2 separate regions of the Homo sapiens genome follow, and region 2 is linked to region 1. The links are chromatin loops, found by intact Hi-C in ENCODE. Cell type or tissue: dorsolateral prefrontal cortex. All regions are shown on one strand. Links, peaks and the distances in the headings refer to the core of each region. The heading gives the core; the rest is flanking DNA.

The links. Hi-C counts contacts between places; a loop is a spot of excess contacts. Peaks named below come from ENCODE experiments on the same cell type or tissue, not always from the same donor. Only the 100,000 strongest peaks of a DNase experiment are listed, where the experiment ranks them.
Region 2: it touches region 1 in a loop (3-fold over the local background); 1 of 110 quality-filtered maps calls a loop at or near these places.

The regions. Positions count from the first base shown.
Region 1 is chr7:123,963,501-123,969,517 of GRCh38, forward strand. It overlaps a transcript of SPAM1 not described here. Among named protein-coding and RNA genes, the nearest start is that of SPAM1, 41 kb to the left of the region's middle. In dorsolateral prefrontal cortex, for the core only: CTCF peaks have their summits at 3,615 (motif pointing right) and 3,818; no DNase peak of the experiment used is centred there; H3K27ac peaks cover 329 bases.
Region 2 is chr7:124,854,347-124,858,346 of GRCh38, forward strand. The region is part of intron 9 of POT1 (protection of telomeres 1); the gene reads right to left. Among named protein-coding and RNA genes, the nearest start is that of LINC03043, 66 kb to the left of the region's middle. In dorsolateral prefrontal cortex, for the core only: a CTCF peak has its summit at 2,136 (motif pointing left); no DNase peak of the experiment used is centred there.

The DNA.
Region 1 (6,017 bases), core at 1,203-5,202:
TTTTTATCTCTTTATATTTTATATGTGGCATTTGTCTATGATAATCATCATTATATTTTTAAAGTACATCAGTTACAAGGAATTACAAATTCATCTATCTGCTGACTCTCATTGCTTTTATAAGGGCATAAGGCTATACAAAGTTTTGGCAAATTACTTTTTTATAAGAAATATCATTTAAATAAAATTCAAAAGTTCATGAGCCCAATTCAAAAGTTTTTCATGGGAAGCCCAATTCTTGTAGCAGGATATAGGGAGAAGAGCAAGCTAATCCCAGTTTAGCAATTTGTAAGCTGCTGACTTTGGGAAACTTACTTAACCTCTCTGAGTTTATTTCCTCAAATAGAAGGTCAATTGTTTAGAAGACTAGAGAAAGTAAACAAAAGTTAGCTAGTACAGTGCTTGTTATAAGAATGGTAGGTGCTCAATACATAGCAATGATTATTTATTTGGAGAATGTATCTATTTTCCAAAATTTTTCCTCTATTAAATGATTTAAGGTTTATATTTGAAATATAAAATTGACTTAATATTTTTATTTTATAAGACAGTATATTAAGTAAAATGTATTTATAACATCTTTAATTTGACTGAAAACTACAAATTATCTAATTTAAGCACTATGTGCCATTTTTTAAAAATACTATATTAGATGTACATGTCAATTATCAGAAAAATATTGGGACCTCCATGAAGGTCTTTATATTATCACTGATGCATTACATCTGTAATTAGACTCTATAAATGTTTAAAACATTATGCTAATATAACTTTGCTCATTTATTTGGTTTCTAATCATTTCAATACAGGATATATTTAATAATAAACCTCAAAGTAGTAGGTGGAATACATAATTTTTATTATGTATCACATATCACTTCTTTTATTCTAATTTGCTAATCCTAGATAATAGATATAAGGAAAAGGATAAATATACAATTATGTAATTTTTAGACTATATCATTATAAATAATTTTATTTTTCTCTGCTAGGTTTTAAATTTTTGACTTTTTAAAAATTTTTAGTTTTTAAGAGACAAGGTATCTTGCCATTTGACTCTGTTGCTTAGGCTGGGATGCACTAGCATGGTGATAGCTCATTGTAACCTTAAACTCCTGAGTTCAACTGATCCTCCCACCTCAGCCTCCTTAGTAGCTGAAAGTGCAGGTGTGACCACAAGTGTGACCCACCACATGCGGCACTACTAGGTTTTAATTAAAGACTGGAGGTAAAGACATTTCTGGGTTTAATATACTGTGCTTATCACTTTGTAAAAGCAGGAAAAACTGTTAAAACTGTAATATGTATTATACAAATGTTTTTAAGGGCTGAGCAGCCAAAAATAAATATATAATTTTTGTATCCTGTAGGAAACCTTAATCCTTGAATAGTTAGAGTTGACTTTAGTGACAAATACTTTTAGTGATGTTCTGTTTCCACATGATGCTGACAATTAGTCTGACTGAAATTGTTAATCACCACTTCACAATTCTTCATAAATAAGAAGAGCTTCTGTTTATTATACAACAATCATATGCTTTACATACAACTTCTGATTTAATTATTTTTTTTCCAGTTGAAATAACTACACCTTAGATAAGTGACTTGCCCTGGGTCAGACAGCTAATAAGTCCTAGAGGCTGAAAGAAGATCGGAGTGGGTGGCTTTGACTCCCAAGCCTGTGTATTCCACCATTATACAATACTGCTCCTGCAAGGATGTGAAGTCAAGTAACATTATAACACAAGGGAACTAGTTCCTATTCCTTTTCACTCCAGGCTTCAGAATAGCTTCTGACCATGGGTATCCATCCATCATGAAGAATTTTTCTTTTGTTGCAATCGCTTTTGGCATTTTCGTCATGATATCTTTGCCCTTGCCTATGCCCTGAATGGTATTGTCTAGATTTTCTTCTAGGGTTTTTATAGTTTTGGGTTTTACATGTAAGTCTTTAATTCATCTTAAGTTAATTTTTGTATAAAGTATAAGGAAGGGGGTCCAGTTTCAATTTTCTGCATATGGCTACCCAGTTCTCCCAGTACCATTTATGAAATAGGGAATCCTTTCCCCATTGCTAATTTTTGTCAGGTTTGTTGAAGATCAGATGGCTGCAGATGCGTGGTCTTATTTCTGAGTTCTCTATTCCGTTCCATTGATCTATGTGTTTATTTTGTACCAGTGCAATGCTATTTTGGTTACTGTAGCCTTGTTGTATAGTTTGAAATCAGATAGGGTATTGCCTCCAGCTTCGCTCTTTTTGTTTAGGATTGTCTTGCCTGTTTGGGCTCTTTTTCCATTCCTTGTGAATTTTAAAATAGTTTTTTCTAATTCTGTGACAAATGTCAATGATAGTTTAATGGGAATAACATTGCATCTATAAATTACTTTGGGCGATATGGCCATTTTAACAATATTGACAAGTGCGATCTAATTAAACTAAAGAGCTTCTGAACAGCAAAAGAAACTATCATCAAAGGAACAACCTAGCAGAATGGGAGAAAAGTTTTGTAATCTGACCATCTGACAAAGATCTAATATCTGTAGTCTACAAGGAACTTACACAAATACACAAGAAAAAAACAAACAACCCCATTAAGAAGTGGGCAAAGGATATGAACAGATATTTCTTGAAAGAAGACATTCATGTGGCCAACAAACAAATGAAAAAAAGCTCAACATCACTGATCATTAGAGAAACGAAAATCAAAACCACAATGAGATACCAGCTCACACCAGTCAGAATGGCAATTATTAAAAAGTCAAGAAACAACAGATGCTGGTGAGGTTGCAGAGAAAAAGGAACATGTTTACACTGTTGGGGAGTGTGCAAATTAGTTCAACCACTGCGAAAGACAATGTGGCTATTCCTCAAAGATCTAGAAACAGAAATAATATTTGACCCAGCAATCCCATTACTGGGTATATATCCAAAGGAATATAAATCATTCTATTATAAAGACACATGCACATGTACGTTCATTGCAGCCTTATTCACAATAGCAAAGACGTAATCAACCTAAATGCCTATCAATGATAGACTAGATAAAGAAAATGTGGTACATATACACCATGGAATACTATGAAGCTATAAAAAAGAATGAGATTATGTCCTTTGCAGGGACATGGATGGAGCTGGAAGCTGTTATCCTCAGCAAACTAACACAGTAACAGAAAACCAAACACCACATGTTCTTCTTACAAATGGGAGCTGAACAATGAGAACACATGGACACACTGGGAAAAACAACACACACTGGGCCTGTATAGGGGGAGAGCATTAAGAAGAATAGCTAATGGATGCTGGACTTAATACCCAGGTGATGGATTGATCTGTGCAGCAAACAACCATGGCACACATCTACCTATGTAACAAAACTGCACATCCTGCACATATACCCTGGAACTGGAAGGTTGAAGCAAAAAAAATACAATTTTTTTCTGAGTGCTATATCGTAGGGAATAGGTTATCAAGGGCCGTCTGTTAATTATTTATATACTTTCAATATGGCTTTTATGGATTAAAGGAGACACTGGCAATTGAGAAAAGAGGAAGCTTAGGTTATTAGAAGTTTGCATCACTTTAGAATTTCCTGGGCCTCGTTTATAACATACAATAATGGCAGCAGGGGGCAGTAAGATAATGGCATCAAGTCCCCTGTGCTTCTTCAACAGTAACATTTCTGTGTCCTTGAAGCCTTTTTGTTTCAGCAAACAGAAATAATAGCTAGTCACAGTGCTAGTCACAGTACGTATCCTGAAGGAAATCAGTCAGCTTATATTTCAGATAAATCTGGTATTACAATGCTAAAATCACTATATGCATAATGTTGCTGTTTTGTGATTGTCTGCAAGTTCTTCTGTGTCCTTGAAAGATAATTTTAAAAATGTACTTATAAAACTGATTTAAACTTTTTTTCTACAAGTAAATTAATTTTGTGGTTATTTTGTCAGTGAGGGAAATGGTAGGGTAGGAAATTAAGTGATTAGATATTCCCTGTGATTGTTTTATATATTCTTAGTAGGTATGCTGATAATTTTAAAAAGTAGACTCCAATATAGTATTTGTGAAACAGCATGGTGTATGTGCGTGTGTGTGTGCATGTGTGCACATGTGTGGGTGTATGCATGTGTGTGTGAGAGAGATGGGGAGAGTGTGAGAGCCTCTGGAGACTGCTAAAATGCAAGAAGGAAGGGGGATGTGGTGGGAGATGGGATTTGGGGCTGGAAAGGTAGGTGTCAGATATGAAGTGTCTTCTGGGTGATGTTAGTGAAACAGCAGTTAATCCTTTAGCCTGGATTGAAATGGTCAGATTTGTATTTTAAATCTGCAGAGAAAGTACATTGTGGAGAAATTGGGTCTTTGAGTCTGGAGGCAGGAAAACTAGTTAGAAGGCTATTGCCATTATCTAGGCCAGGGAGGATAAAGTCTTGAATTAGGAAAGTATTAGGGATAGAGAGAAAAGGATAGAATTAGAAATCAATACTTGGATGATTGGATGTGGGAGGGTCAAGGGAAAGCAAGGAACCTAATTTTTTGCAGGGAAGATAAGCCCCAAAATTGGGGCTTAGCCTAGGAAGGTTCTTGGCTTTGCTCAGGAAAGAATTCAAGAGTGACCCAGAGGCAGAAGAAAATAGCTTTACTGAGGTGGCAGTGTTAGAGCTTCATGACTGCTGCTGCAGAGCAGGGCTTGAGAGTAGCTGCTGAGGGGCAGTTCTGCAGTCATATATACACCCACTTATAATTATACGCAAACTGAGAGCAGGTTATTCAGAAATTTCTAGAAAAGGGGTGGTAACGTCTGAGCTATTGGCATGGAAAGAGAAGGCAACTTCCAGGTGTTGCCATGGCAATTGAAAACTGTCATGACGCTGGCAGGCGTGTCTTATGGAGAATTGCTTTTGGTGCCTCTTTCATGTTTCAGCCAATCTTCAGTCTGGTCTGGAGTAAAGTCTTGCCTCCTAACCTCAATCTGACACTAAGTTCCTTGTTAGGACAATGTCATCGAGTCTTGAGAAAGGAGCACAGGTGGAGAAGCAGGTTTGGGGGATTAGGTTTTGAGCATGTTGTATTTGAGGTGCCTGTAGGGTATCTTGACAATTTTTTTTTTCAAAGCCATGTTATTTCAAAGCTCAAGAAAAAGATAAGGGCAGTGTCTTTAACAATGGATAATAATAGAGAGAGATAGTATGTCTAATAGTTTGAAAATATGGTTTCTAGAGCCAGACTACCTGAGTTTGACTTCTAGGCCCATCATTCATTGGCTGTGTAAGCTTGAGCAGGTTACATAACTTGTCCGTGCCTTTGTTTCCTCATCTGTGTGAGAATGAAATGAATTCATATGTGTAAGCTCTTTGATCAGTACTTGGTACATAGTAAGCACCATATGCTAACATTGTTGTTATTTTTATTTCAGCTCATATTTTTTGATTACTTGCTCTGGGCCAGGCCTGTGTTAAGAAATTATAGGCATTTTCTCATTTAATCTCCATAATACCCTGTGATGGTGACACTGTTATTATCTGAAGAAACTGAGACCTTACTCTGACCAACTTTCCCAAAGTAAACCACTAGAAAACAAAGGCTAGGGTCAAGATGCAAACCAAGGTTGGAGTGCCCATTTTTAAAATGGGATTATTTGGTTTTTTACTGTTGAGTTGTTTGAGTTCCTTATATATTCTGGATATTAGTCCCTAGCCAGATGAACTGTTTACAAATATTTTCTCTCACTCAGCAGGTTATCTCTTCACTCTGTTGGTTGTTGACTTTGCTGTACAGAAGACTTTCATTTAACGTAGTCCCATTTGTCTATTTTTGGTTTTGTTGCTTGTGTTTTTGAGGTCTTAGCCATAAATTCTGTACCCAGGCCAATGTAGTGAAGCATTTCCCCTATGTTTTATGCTAGTATTTTTATAGTTTGGGGTCTTATGTTTGAGTCTTTAATATATCTTGAGTTGATTTTTGTATATGTTGAGAGATAGGGGTACATTCTCGTTCTTCTGCATATGGGTATCCAGTT
Region 2 (4,000 bases), core at 1-4,000, 890 kb after region 1:
GGTTCACTCGCATACTGGCACTCAAAAAGATCTGCATTTAGGAGAATTCTGGACTTTTAGATTATGGAGGCTCAATCCTATAAAAGGAAACGTTTAAAAAAAAAAGATGAGTAGCAAATCAACTTTCCAATTCTGCTTATTGTAGCTTCTCTTAATTATATTTCCCCTCATTACTCTTTATTTCTGATGGAGGATATAAGCAAAGGAGGTAAGGAGAAAACCCACACTCCCAGGTGCTACTCCTTCATTCCCAAGGATCTTTTTTCCCAACCAATCAAGGGTTTTATAAGGAGCAGACAAAATACAAGCCTTTCCTTTGACCTCTTTCACTTACATCTATATCATAACCAGGGAGTAGTATAAAGAAAGTTAAAGAAGAAAAGAACAAAAAGAAAAAAGAAAAAAATAATTTTCCTCATAGTCTTCAAAGTGAGACATTGGAAAAAACATAAAATTTTCTAGTTTTATCTCATTCTTTTTGACTGGATTATTTTGTGATTCTTTTAAAATATGTGTGTGTATATGTATATATAAATATATTAGTATAGCACATGTATGTATGATCTACAAAAGATTTGAAAGAAGGCCTAAACACATGGAGAAAGATATTCACATACAAAAGGCTTTGATATTACAAAAATGATAATTTCCTCCAAATTAAACTTTAAATTTTATGCAATTCAATCAAAATTCCCAGAAGCTTTCATGGAATCTGAAAAGCTAATCCAAAAACTTATACGAAAGAGAACAGTCAAATCAATTTTAAAGAATATGAGAGGGGGGCTTTACCCTATCAAAAAATACATAAAGAAAAAGGATAATAAACATAGGTATACGTACAAACCTACATATGGAGACACAGAGAGGAGAGCAAAAAAAAAAAAAAAAAAAAAAAAACCAGAGCAGGCAGGAGCTCAAAGAAGGTTCGATGTGTAGAGTTTTATTTCCTAAAATTTAAAAGTGTCTGAAATAAATGTGGCAAAACATTTAAAAAATAAGGTGAACACACGGGTGTTTATTATACTATCTTGTCTACTACAGTATTTTTTAACATAACAAAATTTCGAGGCCAAGATATAAGTTATTCACATAAAGATAAGTTGTTATTATCAAAAATTCCTTATGGAGGCAGCATTGTATTTTTTCAAAAGCTTGACTAAAAATACTATGAAATGTGCCAGATGCTCTATTATAAAAAAACAAGTATTGGTTAATCTTGTCAGTATTAAGATTCCAAAAATACAAATGAAACATCAACCAAAAAATTATAAAAATACAGTTTAAAAAACAACTATAGAAGTCTATTTAAATACTAAAAAAAAACTAGAAACACTAAAAAAAAAAGCAAAGTAAATATGGCTAGTAAGAAATGACTATCCCTTTAGAAATAATCAAACGATTTGTCATAAACGGTCAAGAATTTCCCTTTAGGTTTATTATTTTTAATTCCCTGAATATGTCTCAAAATAGCCAACCAAATCACAGCTGTTGAACTATTGAAGGCCAAAACATAATTATGACCACGTATATTTTATAATTAACAATTGTGTCTGGATAAGAGTAGGGATTTAGAAAGTAAAGCTTTAGTTTCCAGACAAAAGATTTGAAATCTCAGTTTATGTGACTGGGTCTGTGTAAAATGTTTAAGGGAATGATATAACAAAAAGTGAGATTCAGAAAATAGTTAAGGGCAATTCGGGCTCTAAAATACATTGCTTGTAGATGTTGATTATATTATATTCTATAATTGCATTATACTGTCCTCTTTACTAAAATAAAAACACATTTTTTCCTGTTTCTATACAACAAAAGTCTTTCGTACTGGTTCCAGGTATTTTGACACAAAAACGTAATTTTAAACAGTTGTCTTGAAAGTACCAAGAAGAATTCATTTATATCAATGTCACGTGAGTGAAGAGTTCCTAAATTAAGAAGAAATGTTACAGAGGTTGTCAGAAAACAAATAAATGTGATGTCAATGTGTATTAAATAAAAATCTAAAGTTATATTACTTACACAGAGAAAAATCATTTTCATATTGCATTGCAGACAAATAATATAATGCTATTGATATCTTCACAGAAAACACAGTGCCATACATTTTCTTAATTATGTGTGCTCATATCACCCTCTAGTGGGCAAAATAAAGCAGAACATAAAAAAGGAGAAAAGAATCTGGAAAAAAAATCCACAGCATTCACTGATTCATTCATTCAGCAGCAGCTATTACTTACTTCATCCTCACTACAGGGAAAGCACTGCGATAGGTGCTGTTCAGGACTAAGACAAGAAAAGCAGGAAAAGCGGAAACAGAAAGACCTACATTGGAAGACCTGTTTGGAAGCAGTATAGGGAAAGAGAAGGGAATAAAATGGCGAAGGAAGGTATGCAGAGTGTGGAACTGAGGTGAATCTAAAATGTAAATTCATTTTATTTATGAAAGAACTCTATGAAAAAACCTCCAGAACTGAACTTATCATATATTTAATTTTGAAATAAACTAATCAATGTAGATAATATCTTTCAGGGAAATAATGTCAAAAATATATCTTCAACAGTCAGTGTTTTCTGATATGTCACAGATGTATGTGCATACATATATACACACAGAGGACAAAAAAGTACAGTCACTATCTTCCTGGACCCTGGATTTAATCTAATTTATTGATTTGAGTTGAGTAAACTTACTTGGTTTGTTGTTGTTTTGTTTTCTAATTACTATTTTTTCTGTAACCCAGAACAGTATTGATGGTGAACTTATTTGTGATACAATGTAGAATGGATATATTTGCTACTCCATGGCCACTGATTTATAAAGGGAAATTGGGCATTGAAATTCAGATCTTCACTCTTACTGTTTTCTTTTAATTTCCTATAAGTAGGCTAGAAGATATTTGTGATGGAGATCACTTCCATTTAATGCTTTAAAAGATTAGCTCTGCAAAGAGACATTGTGGATTCAAACACTGGCTTCATCCAGATAGGGACAGGAGGCAGGGAAATTCTACGCAGAAGAGGGCAGGTCCCCAGCAAGGACCCTGCTCTCAAGCTGAAAAGCCTGATACCACGGCCCAAAGTGAGAACTTACATCCCTGTTTTCCTGCTCAAATGTTGCCTTTTCTAAAACCATCCATGGCCCACCCCACCTGACATCCTGTGCCCATAAAAACCCCAGGCTCAGCCGGCAGAGGGAAGAGAGGCAGCTGGCCATCAGACACTATGGCTGGATGTCAGAGAGAAGCAGCTTGACTTCAGAGGGACAGCTTGATGGTGTAACCTGGGAGAAGAATCTGGCCAGAGAGGGCCAGACTTCAAGGTAAGACTACCTTCCTGCTCCATCCTCTTTTCACTTCCCCTTCCCACTGAGCCACTTTCATCAGTAATGAAATCCCCTGAATTTACCATCTTCATTTTATTCTTGAGACCTCATTCCTCCTGGATGCTACACAAGAGCTCGGGTGCCACAAGTGTGGTGTGAGTCAGTCACAGCTACCCTGCACTAAGCTGTTAACACTTAAGCTGTCCATGGATGACAGAGCTAAAACAGTACTGTAACACTTCCTCTGGGGCTTCAGGGGTCACCAGCACCCTCTCAGATGCTGCTGTGGGGCCAGTACAGAGTTTGCTTCTGCCCGTGCCCAAAAGCCTTTGCCCTGGCTCCTGCACCTGCTCACCTGCATGCTCCCACTCCTGTGGTCTGAGTGAGTGGAGCTCTCCCCTGCCAGCACTGAAGCGGCTGCCTAGTTCCAGCACCTGTGCACTCCAGTTCCTGCCCGTGAAGGGGTCAGGGAAATACCCTGCTTCAATCCAACTAGCTGTGGAATCTTGAACCACTGATTTAACCTGAGTGCCTCATTTCACATTTGTAGAACGAGATGACTACCATCACCTGTCTTATAGGAGAGTACCAAATGCATATAAAGTGCCTAGCAAAAGTTACTCTTATTATTTACTGCATTATTATTTATCATACCATTCTTTACTACAAAAAGTACTTTCA